2 separate regions of the Homo sapiens genome follow, and region 1 is linked to region 2. A link is a loop called in an ENCODE intact Hi-C map of the cell type or tissue named here. Cell type or tissue: left ventricle myocardium inferior. All regions are shown on one strand. Links, peaks and the distances in the headings refer to the core of each region. The heading gives the core; the rest is flanking DNA. Region 1 overlaps ARID1A (AT-rich interaction domain 1A). Region 2 overlaps ARID1A (AT-rich interaction domain 1A).

Region 1 (10,111 bases), core at 909-8,908, 47 kb after region 2:
GCCCTCTTTACTCAAGTTCTAAGATTATAGCTGATGATCTTCATAATAGAACAAACTCTGTTTGGTTGACCTTCCTAACAGGGAATGCTTGGCTTTGAGAAAGTAGGGGGTTCCTAACTTCTTTGCCTTCTCTAGCTTTACAGTGCTCTTACTTCCTGCTGGGATTAGAACAGCCCTATTCCATAAATATGCACTGCTCTTGGCTGCTGTAACTCAGGCCCAGCTCTGACCCAGATTCTTTTTTTTTTTTTTTTTTTTGTCAGATTTGAGTCTATTAACTAGTGACCCTCAAAACACTTCATACATTTTTGGCCAAAAAGTGGTTACTGACTGGATAAGACAGAAGCCTTTGGGGGGCAGGGTGACTGGTCGGGCAGGTAACATGGTATTATACAGGCCTGATGGGGACTGTGACAAACTGAAAAGCAGGGTTTCAACCAGTTAGCGGCCTATGGGAGTTCCAGAATCATCATCATCATCTTTTTTTTTATTTTTATTTTTGGAAAACTCTCGGCCAGGCGCAGTGGCTCACGCCTGTAATCCCAGCACTTTGGGAGGCCGAGGCAGGCAGATCACGAGGTCAGGAGATGGAGACCATCCTGGCTAACACGGTGAAACCTCATCTCTACTAAAAAATACAAAAAATTAGCTGGGCATGGTGGCGGGCACCTGTAGTCCCAGCTACTCGGGAGGCTGAGGCAGGAGAATGGTGTGAACCCGGGAGGCAGAGCTTGCAGTGAGCCAAGATCGCGCCACTGCACTCCAGCCTCGGTGACAGAGCGAGACTCCGTCTCAAAAAATAATAATAATAATAATTCTCTGGGGTCTGTGGGTCTGTCCCTGCAGTGTCTTGTGGACTGCCCCGTGTAGCTTTGGCTCTCTCTTGGATTTACTCCCTTTGAGCTGGTGCCTAGAATTTCTCCGGGGGTAGGGGACAGCTGTGAGGAGCACCTTCTCATCTATCCTTTGCCAGTTCTCATTGTGTTTGGTGTTTGTTTTATTTGTTTGTTGGGGGGCGGCGGGGAGCGACAGGGGAAATGTTGAGCAGAAGCACTCGATGTGATTAAACCTCCGGCTGAGCAGATCTGTAGGAGTAGAATATCGACCCCTGGAAAATCAATGGCTGCTGCAGTGACCCAGCCGCTGTTTGCAGGGGCTACCACCACAGGAATGCAAGCAGCCCAGCAGTCTTTCTTCTCCCCACCTTTTTACCTCAGCAGTGCCCTCAGCCTCCACCCAGAGGGTCAGACCTGCCTCAAGAGATTTTGCAGAGGTGGGTTAGAACAGCACGTTCTCGTATTTTCACAATTAGATTGAAATTTCTCCAGTGACACAGAGCCCTGCCTCTGGCAGCCTCCTTTCCAGACATTCCTTTTCTGCACTGCTGCAGTTCTAGCAACAGCTCTTACCAAGTTGCCAAAACCCATTCGGGGTTGTACTTCTGAGTTTTAAACAGGAGAATCAATTCTCTTGATACCAGCACCCAAGAGCCCCTCCCTTGTGGAGGTCTAGAATTCAGGTACTGGGGTATAGGATGGGGGAATAGAGATTAAGGGAAAGAAAGAGGACTAATAGAGGTTGTGTCTAAAGAGGATGCTTTTGAGTAGATAATTCATTGAGCAACATTTATCAAGCATCTTGTCGTTTGTGTGTCTGGCATCTTTCTGGTCACTAATAGCCTGATCTTGCTCTGGTCCCACAGGCTAGTGGAGAAAAAGGGCGGATAGAACACAGTGCCATCAGTCCTGTAACACTGCTTCTAGAGGAGCCTCAGAGGAACTCTGTGCCCTGCCTATAGGGTGAGAGTAGGGAACTAGTCCTGTGACTTGGGTCAAAATAGATGGTTTAATAGAATGGCTAGCAGATCTCTGCTTGGAGCATGGAGGCTTCTGATTCCTCACTGCCTCCACAAAACTGTTTTCATCTTGGAAGTTCCCAAGGCTAAAAAACAATTTTAGCCTTTAGTTGTTGTACCTATAATGCCAATTCTACTCTGGTGGTTGGGAAACCAGCCAGCCTGATGTGTGTGAAAGGAGAGCTCAGTTGCCCTATTGTTGGAGCACCTCTGTGGCCAGAGGGTTGAAGCTTGCTTGGCTTTTAAAGCCTCTAGAAAGGAGCCTTCCCGTCTTGTAGCTTGGAGAGTGGGGTCCCTAAACAAAACCCAAACATCCTGCAGTTTGGAAGGGTGGCTGCAGTGCTGGGTGAGGAGGAAAGTGTGAGGGTTTGAAGTGGCCTAAGAGGAGGCCATCTAGAGGCCAGGAATATCTTGATTTTTTTTTTCTCTGTGAGCCACACCCTTGTGATTGATAAAAGGCTTAGAACATATTCAGTTTGAATACCCAGCAGAGACCAGGCTCCTACCTTCATGGGACTTCTACCTTCATGGGACTTCTGCTTGTTTCCCTACATTCAAAGTCACCCTCCCCACAGCCCTCTGTCCTCTTACACATTAAGTACCCTACAGAAAACCCAGGGGTGAGAAAAAGTACTGTACCCTTTAATTTAGCATAGAAAAATTAGGTTGAAGTTGAAGGTTATCAGTGAAAGGGCTGATTTGAAATAAAGGCTGAAAGTTATAGCAAGAGTAATTAGGAAAGAGGGGGGCCGGGCATGGTGGCTCACACCTGTAATCCCAGCACTTTGGGAGGCCGAGGCGGGTGGATCACTTGAGGTCAGGAGTTCGAGACCAACCTGATCAACATGGTGAAACCCCGTCTCTACTAAAAATACAAAAATTAGCCGGGCGTGGTGGCGAGGGTCTGTAATCCCAGCTACTCGGGAGGCTGAGGCAGGAGAATCACTAGAACCTGGGAGGCGGAGATTGCAGTGAGCTGAGATTGCACCACTGCACTCCAGCCTGGAGGACAGGGCAAAACTCCGTCTAAAAAAAAAAGGACAGGGGAACACATAGCATCACAGATTTGTAGAGTTTGATTATCTAGTGTAAGTCTTTCCTTCAATAAAGGAGTTAAGTGAGCCTCGTGAGGTTAGCCAGTTGAGTCAAGTAGCTAATCACGCAGCATGTCTGGTGATATAGGTTGTTGGCCTTACCTCTATTGGAGCATGGAACCCAGCCTTTGATCATGTCAAGCTTCTATTAATACCTTATGGAAAGAGTGTAAAGTAATAATGGATTTGAACCTCAGGTCTATTTAATAGCTGTCTGTCCTTGGGCAAGTCACTTCTGAACCTGCTTCTTTGTTAAAATGGGGGTAATACCTATATCAGAAGATGATTGTGAAAATTAAATGAGAGTCAACCACTCACCTTAGGGTTGAATATGTGATAGTCACATATTCATGTCAATTCTGCTTCCTTTCAAAAGGAATATATAAAGGAACTTTATTAACTTTATCTAACATCCTTTGTATTTGGAGATTTGGTCTCCAGAGCTTTCTTTATGAATTCTGATGTGTATATAGGGAGTTTCCTCTTGGAGACGGGCCCCTGAAAAGCATTCTGGAGACAAGAAGAGTCTTAACCCTTCTCTCCTGTGTCTTCCCCGTCAGGTGGCCAAAAGGTATCAGGAAGAATGAATCATTATCTTCAGAACAATAGCCTATGTAGAAAAAGAGAAGAGGGAGTTTGGTGGGGGATTTCATCCTATGCAATGGTTTCTAAGATACAAACCAAGTTTTTGGAAACTTGACGGGGGCAAGTAGGAAACACATTTTTCTAAACCTTTCCTGGAGTAGTTTCTGCTGTTCCAAACCATGGAGGTAGTCCATGTAGGTGATAGGGCTTGGTCCTACACTAAAAGGGTAGTGTCAACCTCTGCATCTTTTCTTCCCGTTCCTTAGTACCTGCTTAATTAACTTCTGACCTGGAATTACCACCGGGTGTGAAAGGCAGCCTATTCTGTGTGTTGATTCTTTCTTGGCATTTCAGTTAACATCAGCAAGCCTGCTCTCTATGCATAGGTGGCAGTTAATCTGTTGGATTGAGACCACTCCGTGGAATAATGTCACAGCAGTTCTGTAACTTTTGGAGTCCCTACCAGTCTGGGGTGGGTCAAATTTCTCTTTCTTACATTTATAGCAAAGACTAAGGAGAAAAAAAGAACTTATGACTGAAACTTTATTGTACAAGTGTTCAGTAGAGGTAGTCCCTTCTCCTCTGCTACCCTCAACAAGTTGTTGCTTAAGGAAGGTTTTATGAAAAGCCAAGTCTCCCAAAAACTTATTTGCCTTAAGTAATTAATTTTGTCTCAGTTTTTCTTCCTTAGAGTTTAAGGCTATTGCCTCCTCTCCTACCTTTTCCTTTTCTTCATGGGTTATGTTTCCCAGTCTCTTCTGTGTTCTTCAGGATTTCCTCCCATTCTTCAGCATGAGAGCAGCCTAGGGGCGGGGCGGGGATAAGGGACTGACAAATTACTAGTGTAGATTTGGTCATTATGGAATTTTTTATTCAAGTATTGTCATTTAAGTGGGGATGGCTGAGCTGCAAGGTTCCCAGTGCACACACTTACTACAGGCATGTGCGTAGGATTTACCTGGTTCTCATGACGGGTGGTTTACCTGCCAGTATCAGCACAACTCAGCAAAAGCTTTTCCCAACTAAATGGGTACAAGAACTCCATCTGGGATTCCCCAAGGATTTAGCCAGATTTATGGGAAAACCCTAAATCTGAGCATTGCCATGAGCCTATTCTTTATACTTAACCTGTTGCCATTTAACCTGCTCAGCAAAATGAACTGATGTCATCCTCATGTGGCTCTATTGGGAGATAATTTAAACTTCCCTCCTCTAACCCTGATCTGGTGTCTTCCTGCTTAAAAATATTCTTCAGTGGGCAGCCAATTCATCTTAGAACTTGCAGTTCTTCCTGTGAGAGTACCAGCACCCCCACCGTCCCTACCCCACAAAATAAGGTATGGACTGTGTGATTTCAGGCATGGTTTTGTTGTGGTGTGAAGAGAAGGTGTTTAGCTGCTGAGTTCTGTTTGTTAGCAGAGCCTGACAAACTCATGCTGGCACTCACTAGGGCTGGGCAACCAATCACAGCTGGGACGGTTATCGTCATGGAGTCCCTATGGGCTTCCTCTATCAGGTCACATCCCAAAATAACATTGGGCAGTATTTCAACTGAAGAAATGAAGGCTTTCAGGGCTGTAGCCAGCCTGGAGTGTGAGATTCTGTGTGAAATAGTTGGATCTGCTCCAGCGCTTTTGATCTGCATGGTAGATGAGCAATAAAATGCACAAAACACATTGGAAACACGTGAGGAAATTCTCCTGGCCCTGCTGCTTCCTTGGAACTGGTAGGGCACTGAGTGGGCTGATCCTCACCTCCCATCTCTCAGCAGGATTATACTTGGAGGAGAACAAACCCGGGAAAAGAAATCTTCCCATTAAAGGGGCATTGCTACAGTTATTTCCGCAGTCCTTCCAGAAGATGCCTGTTAGGTGTGCTCTTTTGGGAGAATTGAGAACCTGAGAGTCCTGAGATGCCAAGGGCATCCCTCACCAGGGAGAATAGGGGCTTGGATTGCAGTGGCGTGATCTCGGCTCATTGCAAGCTCCGCCTCCTGGATTCATGCCATTCTCCTGCCTCAGCCTCCCGAGTAGCTGGGACTACAGGCACACGCCACCACGCCTGGCTAATTTTTTGTATTTTTTAGTAGAGATGGGGTTTCACTGTGTTAGTCAGGATGGTCTCAGTCTCCTGACCTTGTGATCTGCCTGCCTCGGCCTCCCAAAGTGCTGGGATTACAGGCATGAGCCACCACACCTGGCCCGACTGAACTTTTTATTAATGATAAATGTGTTGTAGAAAACTGAACTGTTAGGAACATTGAGGTCTGACTCAACAATCAGACATCTGGCTTTTTGTGGAACAAAAGACCTGAAAAACTGGCTTTTTGTAGAGTAGAAAGCAGAGGTGTGTCCTGTGTAATAAAAGGATGTGGAGCTGAGAGCAATATCTGTTCATGTAGATAGAGGGGCAGGACATCTTTTGGAGACTTCTGCCCTTACCACTCCCTCCCATTTCCCAATAAAAATATTTACTATGACTAGCCACTGGGACTGGTGGGTATGTCTTAGAACTTATATTGCTGGTATGTTGTTATATCTCTCATTCCAGAATATTGCTGCTGGTCGTTTGACCCTGACCATATGGTGCTAGGGGGGATTCATGCATATGCCCCAGGGGTGTCATAGACTTAGATTTATCCAGCCCCCTCTGATTGTATATGTGAGAAAACTGAAGCCTGACTTGTTGCCAGTTTGCCTAAGGTCACAACTGATAAGTACCAAAAGCTGGGCCTTGGTTTCCTAACTCAGAGGCGTGACCTTTCTCCTCAGTTCATATAGTGTCACAACATAATGGAGAGAGAAAGCCAGCATGGCCTATGGGGTTCAGCAGTCCCGGGTTTAAAATCTGGCTTCCACCACTTGCCAGATGACCTAAGCATGTAATCCAATCTCTTTAGGCATCAGCTTCCTCATCTTCAAATTGGTAATGTGGCTGGGTACAGTGGCTCACGCCTGTGATCCCAGCACTTTGGGAGGCCAAGGTAGGAGGATTGCTTGAGCTCAGGAATTTGAGACCAGCCTGGGCAACATGGTGAAACCCCACCACTACAAAAATACAAAAAAAATTAACCAGGTGTCTGTAGTCGCAGCTACTCTGGAGGTTGAGGTGGGAGGATGGCTTGAACCCAGGAGACAGAGGTTGCAGTGAGCCAAGATTGTGCCACTGCACTCCAGCCTGGGTAACAGCCAGACCCTGACTCAAAAAAAACCAAACCAAAACCAAAATGGTAATGGTAGTAGTATCTATAACCAAGACTTGTAGAAAATTGGGTAACTTTGCTAAGTGTCTGGCATATAGTAGATGCTTAAATGGTAGCTGTAGTTAATCGTAAATGATTTACCCCTTTCTATGCTAACATTTTGGCTCTTAAAATTATTTGAAACCAACTATCTGATGCTGACCAGTTGCCATCTAATGAAAATGACAGTTTGAGAGGTTGGCCTCAAGCCAACCAAATCAGAGAGATAAGAAGATTAATGCTCTTCCTTCCCTAGTATTTTTCTATACCCAGGCATCCCAGCCAGGTGGGACTACTGTTGACAGTGGTTTATTTAGCACTTTTTCTCCAAGAAGCTCAGGGCACTTTACCAAAAGTGACAGCTCTCCTGAAGAAGGGGAAGCCACCTCTTTGCCAGCCACAGATGCCTCCAGAGTTCTGAGACCCCAGCCCCAAGAGCTACAGAGGTTTTCTTTAGGCTCCTAGGATCCCTCAGGTGGACCAGGGGCATTCTCCTTTTGGATCTATGGTGAGCCTGGTTTTTTAACTGAAAGTGTGGCTGAAAGGACCTCCTCAGTTCTTGCCCTGAGCTGATAGGAGTGGTTGGTGGGTTTTGGTTTTTTGGTTTTTTTTTTTTGAGATGGAGTCTCGCTCTGTTGCCCAGGCTGGAGTGCAGTGGTGCGATCTCGGCTCACTGCAACCTCCGCCTCCCGGGTTCACGCCATTCTCCTGCCTCAGCCTCCCGAGTAACTGGGACTGCAGGCACCTGCCACCACACCTGGCTATTTTTTTGTGTTTTTAGTAGAGACAGGGTTTCACTATGTTAGCCAGGATGGTCTCGATCTCCTGACCTCGTGATCCTCCTGCCTCGGCCTCCCAAAGTGCTGGGATTACAGACGTGAGCCACCGCGCCTGGCCAAGTTTTGGTTTTTTGTTTTGTTTCTTGTTGTTTGTTTTTGTTTTTTTTTCTTAGCGCTTCAGTACATGTCCAAAGATACACACCAAGGCCAGGGGCAGTGGCTCATGCCTGTAATCCCAGAACGTTAGGAGGCTGAGGAGGGCAGATCGCTTGAGCCCAGGAGTTCGAGACAAGCCTGAGCAACATGGCAAGGCCCCATCTCTACAAAAAAATTTAAAAATTAGCCGGGGGGCCAGGCGTGGTGGCTCATGCCTGTAATACCGGCATTTTGGGAGGCCAAGGTGGGCGGATCACCTGAGGTCAGGAGTTCGAGACCAGCCTGGCCAACATGTTGAAACCCCGTCTCTACTAAAAATACAAAAATTAACTGGGTGTGGTGGTGCACGCCTGTAATCCCAGCTACTCAGGAGGCTGAGGCAGGAGAATTACTTGAACCAAGGAGGTGGAAGTTGCAGTGAGCCAAGATTATACCACTGCCCTCCAGCCTGGGTGACAGACCCAGACCGAGACCCTGTCTCTTTAAAAAAAAAAAAAACAAAAAAACACACACAAAAAAAAACCCACAAAGATACACACCAAATTGAACAGCGGTTTCTCTATTGAGGGCAACAGAAAGACAGCCATGGGGCACTTTGGCTTCACCTATAATAGCTGAAATGTTTTTTTTTTTCTTTTTTGAGACGGAGTCTCGCTCTGTCGCCCAGGCTGGAGTGCAGTGGCACAATCTCGGCTCACTGCAAGCTGCGCCTTCCAGATTCACGCCATTCTCCTGCCTCAGCCTCCCGAGTAGCTGGGACCATGGGTGCCCGTCACCACGTCTGGCTAATTTTTTGTATTTTTAGTAAAGACGGGGTTTCACCGTGTTAGCCAGTATGGTCTCGATTTGCTGACCTTGTGATCCGCCCGCCTCAGCCTCCCAAAGTGCTGGGATTACAGGTGTGAGCCACTGCGCCCGGCCCAATATCTGAAATGTTTTTATCATGAGAATGTTTATGTTTTACTTGTATAACAAGACACAAAAATGATCAAAACAAAACATTTAATTTTTCTAATCCCAGCTACTCAGGAGGCTGAGGCAGGAGAATCACTTGAACCTGGGAGGTGGAGGTTGCAGTGAGCTGAGATCATGCCACTGCACTCCAGCCTAGGCGACAGACGGAGACCCTGTCTCTTAAAAAAAAAAAAAAATGCTGAGGCGAGCGGATGGAGGTCAGGAGATCCAGACCATCCTGGCTAACATGGTGAAACCCCGTCTCTACTAAAAATACAAAAAAAAATTAGCCGGGCATGGTGGCGGGTGCCTGTAGTCCCAGCTACTCAGGAGGCTGAGGCAGGAGAATGGCGTGAACCCAGGAGGCGGAAGTCACAGTGAGCCGCGATAGCGCCACTGCACTCCAGCCTGGGCAACAGAGTGAGACTCCGTCTCAAAAAAAAAAAAAAAAGGAAATAAAAACGCACAAAGATACGCACCAAATAATTGAACAGTGGTTTCTCTGTTGAGGGCAACAGAAGGACAGCTGTGGGGAACTTTGGTGTCGGAGACTTTGGCTTCACCTGTAATATCTGAAATGTTTTTATCATGAGAATGTTCATGTTTTACTTGTATAAAGACAAAAATAATCAAAACTTTTTTTTTTTTCTTGAGACGGAGTCTCACTCTGTCACCCAGGCTGGAATGCAGTGGTGCTATCTTGGCACACTGTAACCTCCACCTCCCGGGTTCAAGGAATTCTCCCTGCCTCAGCCTCCTGAGTACCTGGGATTACAGGTGCCCACCACCACGCCCGGGTTTTGCCATGTTGGCCAGGCTGGTCTTGAACTCCTGACCTCGTAATCCGCCTACCTCGGCCTCCTAAAGTGCTGGGATTACGGACATGAGCTACTGCGCCTGGCCAACATATAATTTTTCAAAGCGATTTGAACTGAACCAAGTTCTCGTCTGATGGATGGATCCCTGATTCCTATTCTGTTCTGAAATACACTTCTTTTTCCTGTAAGCAGGAAAGTTCTTATTACCAGAAGCTGGCAGTTTGATAAGGAATGGAGACTGTAGGAAGGAGTGGGTGAGGGAACCTTCTGGTCCCTAAAACAGCATTGAGCTGTGGAATTTGCTATATAGACTGTAGGGCCTAACGAGTGCTTCTTGAGACCCTTTCTACTTACAGTGGCTCTCCTTGTCATCTTGCTGCCTCTTTTAGTTTGTTCTTGGCTCAGAGGCTAGATGTCCATGGTATAACTTAGCCATCAAAACAGGGATGGGGCTGGGCACAGTGACTCATGCTTATCATATCAGGAGTTTGGGAGGCCAATGTGGGAGGATTGAGCCCAAGAGTTTGAGACCACCCTGGGCAACATGGCAGAATCCCTTCTCTACACACACACAAACACAGCCAGACATGGTGGCGCCTGCCTGTACACACACATACAGAGCCAGATGT
Region 2 (10,111 bases), core at 1,123-9,122:
GGAAACAGATACAGGAATCCTAGATTTATTATGGGAATGCCTACTGGCAGAAATTCTAGGCTGGCTGAAATACAGGACTCTTGGAGCTCTCTCAAGTAGGAGGGACCAGGAAAACCACACTGAGATGGCACTTTAGTTGTGGGGGTTTCATGTTTCTCTACTGTTCATGAGAGAGCTGGGGTGATGAGGATTGAGATGGTGGTGTGAGAACAGAGAAAGCAGCCAGGACCAGGTTTGGCTTCTTGTGTATTGGGCCCTGTGAGGACTTTTTAGGTTCCTTTCTTTGTGTGTGACATGAGTAACCATGACAAGCAGCACCTGCTGAAACAGGATGTCTTGGATTGCATTAAACATTAATATGTTGGATTGACTCCTGTAGGTGTAATGTCTACAGTAGACCTTTTGCAAAGAGGTTAGTGAACTTTTTTAGAATGAGGGAATAGGCTAACAAAGTAATAGGCAGGGCTCTTTCCTGTTCCCATCCCTCAAAAGGTTGTATTGATTGGCTTCAACTCTCAAAATTCTAGAAGCAACTGAAGCTTGTAAATATGGTAAAAATGTGGTATTCAAATATATTGGCACCGAGTAGTTCTTTTCTGCCAGTGAGCTGTAATACCTGGGGCTTGAATGGAGTCCTGATTCCTGTGGCTTTTATCTCTGGGTTTTTCCTTGTTTAGATTGGTCATTATCATTACTGACGCACACTTACGTTGTTATTACTGATGCATACTTGAGTTGTGTGTTGCGTTAGTGGTAAAGAGCACAGGACTCACAACAGGAGGAGGAAGGAGGAGGCTTAGGTTCCACATACAGCTCCAGATTAAGCTGTGTGACCCTGGGCAGGTCATTTGCTTTCTCTATTTTTCATTTTCTCCCTCATCAATAAAATGAAGTTGGTCTGCATGGCCTTCTCACTCTAAGATGCTACATATCTGTGCTTCCATAGCTGGCTTGTTATGAAGGCAGCTTTCTGTACATAAATCAGGGGTCTTGAGACCATCTTTCTTCCCCTGGACTGAAGGAACTCAAAGCTATTTTCTCCTGGGATTCACAGGAACAAGCTCTGAACAGTTGGGTGCCATTGTGGTCTGTAGACTTTTACAGAAAAAGCTCTACCAGACTGTTGCCTTGAAACTGTTAATCTGTTTGTCATTAGTCATTCCACCTGGCTGGTGGTTTTAAAACACTAAATAGTCGTTGGAAAGTTAGGTAGATTTCATTAAAGCAAGACTTGAAAAATAGTTGCTTCAGGATCCCCAGGAGGCTTTTGCACTTGGGGTTGGGGTGAGGAATGGATATTCATAAGTTCAGTGTTGATATTCTGCTGCTTTTGGGGAGGGGTAGGGAGAGAGAGGGAGCATTAAGCTCTCCAGACTCCTGGTGTTTGGGCAGGTCTAGGTCTGGTTTGGGCAGTTGGTTGTAATCTGAGTGCCTGGACTTGCCCTGTAAGTTTTGCTGAGAGAGAAGCAAATGTTCCTGAGACTGGAAGAGGAAAAGCTGCGTTTCAGGGTCAATTTCATAGGTGCATTTGTTGTTTCTCATCGCTATGGTTTAAAAAACTACATGGTGTGCTTTGCACGTGGTCCTGGAAATGCTATTCTTTCTCTTCTCCAGCACACCTGAATTTCCATTCTTTCTCTTCCTGGCTTAGTAGTTTAGAAGTGTAATTTAGGTATATTAGAGGAAGGAAGCTTCCCTTTATAAAGGAGGGAAAAGGGTAGAGGGAACAGTGTTTGATAATTCTGTGCTTGACACAGCATCTTCTATCGTCTCTGAAGGAACCAAATGTTTCAGAGCTTTGTGTAAATACTTGCTGAGCTGTCAATATGTACCCAGGAGGTTTCTGTAGTAAGATGTAAACTGTTCTATAGAATGTTTGACAGGCAAATTAATAAACAGTTTTCAAGCAAAGATAATGCTAGCCTCCTCATGTGGTGGAGTAAAATAACATTGGGGAAAAAGACTTGGGGATAGGAAAAGGGTAGTGCTGGGGGGCAGTGAGTGTGGAGATAAGAAGTGATCTAAAAAAAAATTGAAATGGAAAGATGCTGCCCTGGTAGTGAAACCTCTGTGGCCCTGGCTGCGTGCTAAGTTCAGGGCATGTGGTATCCTGTTAAAGTCAATTGCAGTTTCATAGTGAAAATAGAAGTTTGGAAAGAAGATCCTGACTGTCAATAGTAAGGTAAGTATTACCCCAGACACTTGGCTTATGAGACTTTGAGGTTTAAAGGGTAGCTTGGTGAGATTATTTTTGGCTTGGGTTTGCATTTCTGGAATATTAGAAAGGAGAAAAAAGATACTGCAACTTGAGTGTGATCTTTATCCTCAATTTTGCTGTTGTGCTGGGGATTATAAGTCCACTACCCAATGGCCTGGGTTTATTTATACAGTTTTTACTGGACTTCTGTGTATCACTTATGATAAAATTAATATGCCTTTACACTCTGTTCCTGGGTCAGTACAAAGTCCAAATATTTGGGGACTCACTACATCTTACTTGAAGGATTATGTGAGTAGATACAGTCTTTGTTTTTGAAATTGCCATTTTAGGATTAAAAACATATCTGGGTTCCTTCAGTGACACATTCTTTTTATGGAAGAAGAAGAAGAATCTATGAATATTTTAGCTGTCTGTCTGTGGTCCTCTTCTTTGGTAGCCTTGTGAGATGACCAGATTTGCCTTCTCAGAATGTCTTTTTTAACTAGATTCATTGATTCTGACACCAGTTTTCTTTATAAGAAGTGTTTTTTACACCAGAGTCCTGGAAGTGCCCTTTTGACTTAGCTGTTTATATAGTAGCAGGGAATATGAATGTAATTATGGTCCTGACTATGATTTTTAGGTTCAGCTAACTTACTACCAAAGGCTATCAGCTTGTTTTAATACAAAACACAAAAACTTGGATTGGCACTGACATAGGTTGCTTAATATTGCATGGTCCTTTCCCAGTATGTTGGTAGTGAGGGTATTAGGAACTTCAGACTTATTGCTGAGAGCATAGTTTCTAAGTCAGAGAGATCAGGAAATTCCAATGGGGATGGGAAATAGCCCTATGTGATTACACCAGCTAGGTACTAGGAAGAGATTTAAAAGGTAGAAACAATATCTCCTTCAGAGGCATTTAGTTTTCTTAGGAAAGCATGCTTATGTGCACACATCTGGAAAACTTGAAAAGCAAGGTTTCATAAATGGATGTAGACCACACTAATTATGTGAGCTGAAGGAATTAGAGGAAAAGGTTCAATCAGTTTGGCAGGGTTAACCTGGGACAGCTTTTCAGAGGCTTTTTTTGTGAAGCTAAATGTTCAAGAAACTTAGAATACTAATTTGCCTTTTCATAATGCTATTCTTAAGTTCCATGGGCTTGATAGAATCCACATTGCACATCCATCTCCAGACCAGTAGCTGTCTCAGTGTTCCAATGACTTTGAGAATTTGGACTCTAACCATAAAACTCCCTGAAAGAGTGGTTCCAGGGTCTTAGTGGTTCTTGTGGTCAGGTAGAGCCTTTGGTACAGACTGTTAAGTTCTTGGCTAGTTCAGGGGCACTTTTCTAGTAAATTTGGATTTGGAAGGTCATGTCACCTTCAGAGTTGTGTGCCCTGGACAGCTCTGTAGTAATGGTGGTTCAACTTTGTTGGTGAGTCTGTCTTGGCAGAGTTAGTTGACCTTTCTTAAAACAAGAGCCACGAAGTAAGTATCTGTTGGGACTCTTAGGCTGCTATTTCTGAGGAGCTGGGAGCTGTGTTCAAGTCAAGTTGCTTGTGTTAGACCTTATATTGAGGTTGATGGGTTAGGTAAGCCTGCACATATGCAGTCTGCCCATTTATTCATAGAAATGGCCTTTAATACTGTTTTTGGCCGGGCGCGGTAGCTCACACCTATAATCCCAGCACTTTGGGAGGCCAAGGTGGGAGGATTGCCCAAGCCCAGGACCAGCCTTGGGACCAGGCTATTAACATAGGGAGACCCCATCTTTACAAGACACAAAAATTGCTGGATGTGGTGGTACGTGCCTGTAGTCGCAGTTTACTTAGAAAGCTGAGGCAGGAGGATTGCTTGAGCCCAGGAGGTTGAGGCTGTTGTAAGCCATGATTACGCCAGTGCACTCCAGCCTGGGCAATGGAGCCAAGACCTTGTCTCAAAAAAAAAAAAAAAATTTGTTTTTTATTAGGTTACTATGGCCAAGCAGCTAACAAATGCTGCTCACCAATGCTTAATCCTTGTGGAGCCTCTGGAATATAGTGATTTTGGTTTCTTTACCTGCTGGTCGATCTGTGGTTGGGCCTTGGCACTTCACCGGTCAAGGATCATCAGTGGATGCTTAACAGCTGAAGATGCATGGCATGTCCAGTGCCAGGCCACTGTAATGCTTCTACCTGGAGAAGGATTGGTTACACTGCTCCAGTACAGAAGTACTGCAGACCTTTTTTTTTTTTTGAGATGGAGTCTTACTTTGTCACCCAGACTGGAGTACAGTGGTGCAATCTGGCTCATTGCAACCTCTGCCTCCCAGGTTCAAGCGATTCTCATGCCTCAGCCTCCTGAGTAGCTGGGATTATAGGCTTCCACCACCATGCCCGGCTAATTTTTGTATTTTTAGTAGAGGTGGGGTTTCATCATGTTGGCCAGGCTGGTCTTGAACTCCCAACCTCGGGTGTGATCCACCCACCTTGGCCTTCCAAAGTGCTGGAATTACAGGTGTGAGCCACCACGCCCAGCCTTTTTTTTTTTTCCCCCCCCCTCAAGTAATGGTCCATGACCTGCTGAAAGTACTGGAGTCTTGGATAAACATTCTGGTTTAGAAATACCTTTTCCACTTTTTTTGCCTTGCCATTTTGGCATTTTGCAAAAGTGGGTTTTCAGTTACTCAGAATTGGGCACCATAGTTAACCTCCTATGGATTACAGGTGTTTAGGGGCTTGAACTCTGATCATTCCCAGGTTTTAGAGGAATCCAAGTTCGGGTGAATATTGACTTAGTAGCCTTGAGTATTCTTCCTGAAATTACCCCTCCTCTCCATTTAAATGGATGAAATTAGTTTTTTACTGAATGTGAAGGGACATCTGAATGAACTTCTGTTTGTTTTTGTTAGTCACTTGTGCATAGCTGGAATATTATCTTGGGACAGGTTGAGTCTATTTCCCAGTGGCTTCTGCATTTTCTAAGGGTGGACTGGAATGGGAAGAAGTCTAATGCCAAGAATGCATTCCAACATGCTGCAGAGTAGGAAATTTGATCCCTAAAATGTTGACTTAGTGTTGGTCATGGTACATATTAGAAATCACCCAGTAATCCAGGACAGATTTTTGTCACCCTCCAGGAAGTTATGTTGATATAAATACTAAGGGGCTTTGGGTACTGAGCTAAGTGCTCTGCAGGCCCAAAGCGCTGCTTGAATTGCTACCCATATGAAGAGGAAATGTGCCATGTGCCTTTTTTTCTCTCTTTTGCATTTGGGCTTCCTTATGGCTTTGTTGCTTTTATGTTCCCAAGTCTGCAAAGTTAGATATTAGACTTCCTCCTCCCTTGGCACTGGCAGATTCATGATTTTCCATGGCTCATCACTAGCAGCCAAGATTTTTGTATGCTTTTCTCTCTTAAACTTGTTCGTTTTCAGCTTGCTTGTTTATAGGCATCTCTGTTAAAAGGAACCCTTCTTTTCCCCTTAAGATCTAGCACCAGGGGTGCTTGGGGGTTGTTGTGATATCAGTCAATTAAAAGCCCATTTGGTGTGTGCTTGGTGTTTTTATTTTGCTCATGTTTTCTTTGAGGTCACAACGTGCTTGCCGGGCATGAGTGCCTTTGGGCCCAGCTGTTTACTCTCAACTGCCGTGTACTTTGACTTTAAGAAAAGTGCAAATTCAGCCACGTGGTAGAGGGATTAAAGGCCACATAGTGTTGGATGCTTCCTTTTGGAAGAAACAGATATATCTTTGGGCTCTTCTTGCCCAGTGATTTCTCCTGTCTGGGGTAGACATTGTTGCTTTCTGTTGTCCTTAGAGAACAGGGCAGAAATGCTGGGAATTGGTTTATTACTGTGTCTCTTTGGCAAATATGTATGTCTTTTTCTCTTGCCCTTTGGACAACATTCTGTTCTGGTCCTAAGGTGTTGGAGTTCACAGGTTGATCTAGCGTTATGTGAAACTCTTGGTAATTTAGGTTTGGATAACCGGCTTTTAGTCTCCAGATTTCTAACATTGTGCTTGTTTAGGAATTTAGGCTTCTAAAGAGAACCATATTACAAAGCTTTTGGGGAACAATTCTGTAGGTAGTTTATCTGTTCTTGGGTCACAGATCCTCACCAGGATCCTGACTTTTTTTTTTTTTTAGACGGAGTCTTGCTCTGTCACCCAGGCTGGAGTGCAGTGCAGTGGGGCAATTTCAGCTCACTGCAGTCTCCGCCTCCTGGGTTCAAGGGGTTCTCCTGCCTCAGTCTCCTGAGTAGCTGGGACTACAGGCATGCGCCACCGCGGCTGGCTAATTTTTTTTTTTTTTTTTTTTTTTTTTGAGATGGAGTCTTGTTCTATCGCCCAGGCTGGAGTCCAGTGGTGTGATCTCGGCTCACTGCAACCTCCGTCTCCCAGGTTCAAGTGATTCTCCTGCCACAGCCTCCCGAGTAGCTGGGACTACAGGCGCCTTCCACCACGCCCTGCTAATTTTTGTATTTTTAGTAGAGATGGGGTTTCATCATGCTGGCCAGGCTGGTCTGAAACTCCTGAGCTCGTGATCTACCCGTCTCGGCCTCCCAAAGTGCTGGGATTACAGGCATAAGCCACCACGCCCGGCCTAATGTTTGTATTTTTAGTAGAGATGGGGTTTCACCATGTTGGCTAGGCTAGTCTCGAACTCCTGACCTCAGGTGATCCGCCGGCTTTGACCTCCCAAAGTGCTGGGATTACAGGCGTGAGCCACTGTGCCTGGCAAGGATCCTGACTTTCAAATGATGGCCACCATGCATTTGAGTACTTATTATGTGCTAAGCATTATGCTTAGTCCTCTTGATGAATTTCCTAATTTAATCTTCAAAACTGTATAGGAGGTGGGTTCTATTATTAATCTTCCTCTTTTACAAATGAGGAAATAGAGTAAGATAAGAAATTTGCCCTAGGGAAAATAGCTGGTAAAAGGTAGAGTTGGGTTTGTCTGACAAGGTAGACAAGGTTTGTCTGACTCTTCAAAGGTATTACAATCTAAAATACTAACTTTGCTTCTCCAAAATAAATTACTCAGGCACCAAGATTGTTTAGGACATTATTTTTACAATAGCCTGAAACTCTTAAATGGGGTGAAAGACTGAAAAGCCATTAGTTAACAATTTGACATCGTGCCTAGAGCTCTGTCCTGTCATTCCCTTCCATCCCTTCCACTTAGGGTTTTGTTGTTTTGGATTTCCGATGAATGGCCATGGCACTTGGTTTATAGCTGCCTTGTGATTCCATTGGTGAGAACTGGCAGCATCTGGTCCTCTGGTCCCCGGTCCTCTCTTTCTCAAGAGGGATCTTTTGGGGTTGAGAGTGAGATTCAGCCTTTAAGATACAGTCCTTCACTTTTTTTTTTTTTTTTTTTTTTTTTTTTTTTTTTTTGAGACGGAGTCTTGCACTGTCGCCCAGGCTGGATTGCAGTGGCGTGATCTCGGCTCACTGTAACCTCTGCCTCCTGGGTTCAAGTGATTCTTCTGCCTCAGCCTCCTGAGTAGCTGGGATTACAGGTGCCCACCACCACGCCCAGGTAATTTTTTGTATTTTTAGTAGAGATGGGGTTTCACTGTGTTGGTCAGGCTGGTCCTGAACTCCTGACCTTGTGATCCACCTGCCTCGGCCTCCCAAAGTGCTGGGATTACAGGTGCGAGCCACCGCACCCAGCCAGAGTCTTTCACTTTGATCTGAGTGAAAGTGACTTGAATTATGAAAGTATATGCAGAGTGATATTACTTTTCCAGAAACTTGGAGCACTTGCTGAAGAGGCAGGGATTATTGTCTTTTTTTTTCTTTTGAGATGGAGTCTTTGCTCTGTCGCCCAGGCTGGAGTGCAGTGGCGCGATCTTGGCCCACTGCAAGCTCCGTCTCCTGGGTTCACGCCATTCTCCTGCCTCAGCCTCCCGAGTAGCTGGGACTACAGGTGCCCGCCACCACGCCCGGCTAATTTTTTTGTATTTTTAGTAGAGATGGGGCTTCACCATGTTAGCCAGGATGGTCTCGGTCTGCTGATCTCGTGATCCGCCCGCTTCGGCCTCCCAAAGTGCTGGGATTACAGGTGTGAGCCACCGCGCCCAGCGGATTATTGTCTTAATTTGCCACTTGGGGGAAATGAACACATAAAGTTGAGTGCCACATACAAAGTTTCATAGCAGAGTCATCTCTAAAACCTAGGTTTAAAGTTCTCTTAGGGCAGTATGACTTTAGGTAAGTCACTTCTCTGAATCTGTATTCTCAACTATATAATGAGGAAAAATATCTACCTTGAAGCTATGGTAAATATTAGATATGTGAAAGTACTATTCGTTTATCAAATACAATTCTAACATGACTCCTGATTGGTCAATCCCACAACTATCTCTCCCACTCTCCAGCCGTCCTTTTCAGAAGCAAGCCTCCAGGAGAGTTGATACCACTATTCCCACCTTCCTCCTGTGCATCCACCAATCTACCTCACATTCTCCTCCCCTGCACCCAGCACCCCTGGAATGCTACCACCCTGCTCCAGCCAGGAGGCCAGAAGGGTGATGTAGGAAGATTGCAGCACTACCATGGAAGTTCTCAACAGCACCCCCGACCCAGGACCCCAGGTTCCCACTGGCCCTGCTTCTCAATTCAGGAGAGATAGAATTGAGTGGTTAAAGCTAGTATTGGTCTTTACCGAATTCAAAATTTTCCCTAGTTTTTAGCTACATCTGAGTTACTGTAATGCTTTTTTTTTTTTTTTTTTTTTAAACTAAAATTTGTTTAGAGACAGGGTCTTTCTCTGTTTCCCAGGCTGGAGTGCAGTGGCTATCCACAGGCACAATCATAGCCCACTCTCAAACTCCTGACCTCAAGCAATCTTCCTTCCTCAGCCTCCCAAGTAGCTGAGCTACAAGCACATGTCACTATGCCAGCTATCAGGGCTAGCTTGCTTACTTTTTTTTTTTTTTGGAGACAGAATCTCGCTCTGTCGGCCAGGCTGAAGTGCAGTGGCATGATCTAGCTCACTGCAACCTCCGCCTCCTGGGCTCAAGCAATTCTCCTGCCTCAGCCTCCCGAGTAGCTGGGATTACAGGCGTGTGCCACCACGCCTGGCTAATTTTTGTATTTTTAGTAGAGACGGGGTTTCACCACGTTGGCCAGGCTGGTCTGGAACTCCTGACCTCAGGTAATCCACCCACCTGGGCCTCCCAAAGTGCTGGGATGACAGATGTGAGCCACCGCACCCGGCCTATCAGTGCATTAAAACACACAGGCCGGGTGCGGTGGCTCATGCCTGCCATCCCAGCACTTTGGGAGGCCAAGGCGGGTGGATCACAAGGTCAAGAGATCGAGACCATCCTGGCCAACATGGTGAAACCCCGTCTCTATTAAAAGTACAAAAATTAGCTAGGCGTGGTGGCGGATGCCTGTAGTCCCAGCTACTTGGGAGGTTGAGGCAGGAGAATCGCTTGAACCTGGGAGGCAGAGGTTGCAGTGAGCCGAGATCACGCTTGAACCTGGGAGGCAGAGGTTGCAGTGAGCCGAGATCACACCATTGCACTCCAGCCTGGGCGACAGAGCGAGATGCCATCTCAAAAAATAAAATAATACATACACACACACACACACACACACACACACACACACCACTTGTTGTTCCAGCTTGAGAAGTGGATTAGTGCAGTGGTTCTCAGTGTGGTCCCTAGCCACCAGCATCAGCATTACTAGGTCCTGTTAAGAAGCACAGACCCTTGGCCAGTCCTATCGAATCCAAAACTCTGTCAATATGTTCTAACAAGTCCTCTAGGCCATTCTGATGAACACTGAAGTTTGAGAACTACTAGATTTATACATTTACACTCAACTGGGCTGCAGAGTATATCCAGATTACCTGAGGGGCTGCTTCTAAATTATACCATAGATTGATGTTTTATGTCTATGTGCC

What was found. A loop is a pair of places that touch in the nucleus more often than their neighbours do. Peaks named below come from ENCODE experiments on the same cell type or tissue, not always from the same donor. Only the 100,000 strongest peaks of a DNase experiment are listed, where the experiment ranks them.
Region 1: a loop joins it to region 2, with 1.8 times the contacts of the local background. A loop is called at or near these places in 33 of 110 quality-filtered maps.

What each region holds. Positions count from the first base shown.
Region 1 is chr1:26,748,371-26,758,481 of GRCh38, forward strand. All of the region lies in intron 4 of ARID1A (AT-rich interaction domain 1A), which reads left to right. Among named protein-coding and RNA genes, the nearest start is that of PIGV, 35 kb to the right of the region's middle. In left ventricle myocardium inferior, for the core only: no CTCF peak of the experiment used is centred there; DNase peaks (open chromatin) are centred at 4,351 and 4,991; H3K4me3 peaks cover 1,520 bases; H3K27ac peaks cover 4,543 bases.
Region 2 is chr1:26,700,716-26,710,826 of GRCh38, forward strand. All of the region lies in intron 1 of ARID1A (AT-rich interaction domain 1A), which reads left to right. Among named protein-coding and RNA genes, the nearest start is that of ARID1A, 9.8 kb to the left of the region's middle. RefSeq lists a silencer at 3,283-3,577 and an enhancer at 6,701-7,200. In left ventricle myocardium inferior, for the core only: no CTCF peak of the experiment used is centred there; no DNase peak of the experiment used is centred there; H3K4me3 peaks cover 757 bases; H3K27ac peaks cover 3,813 bases.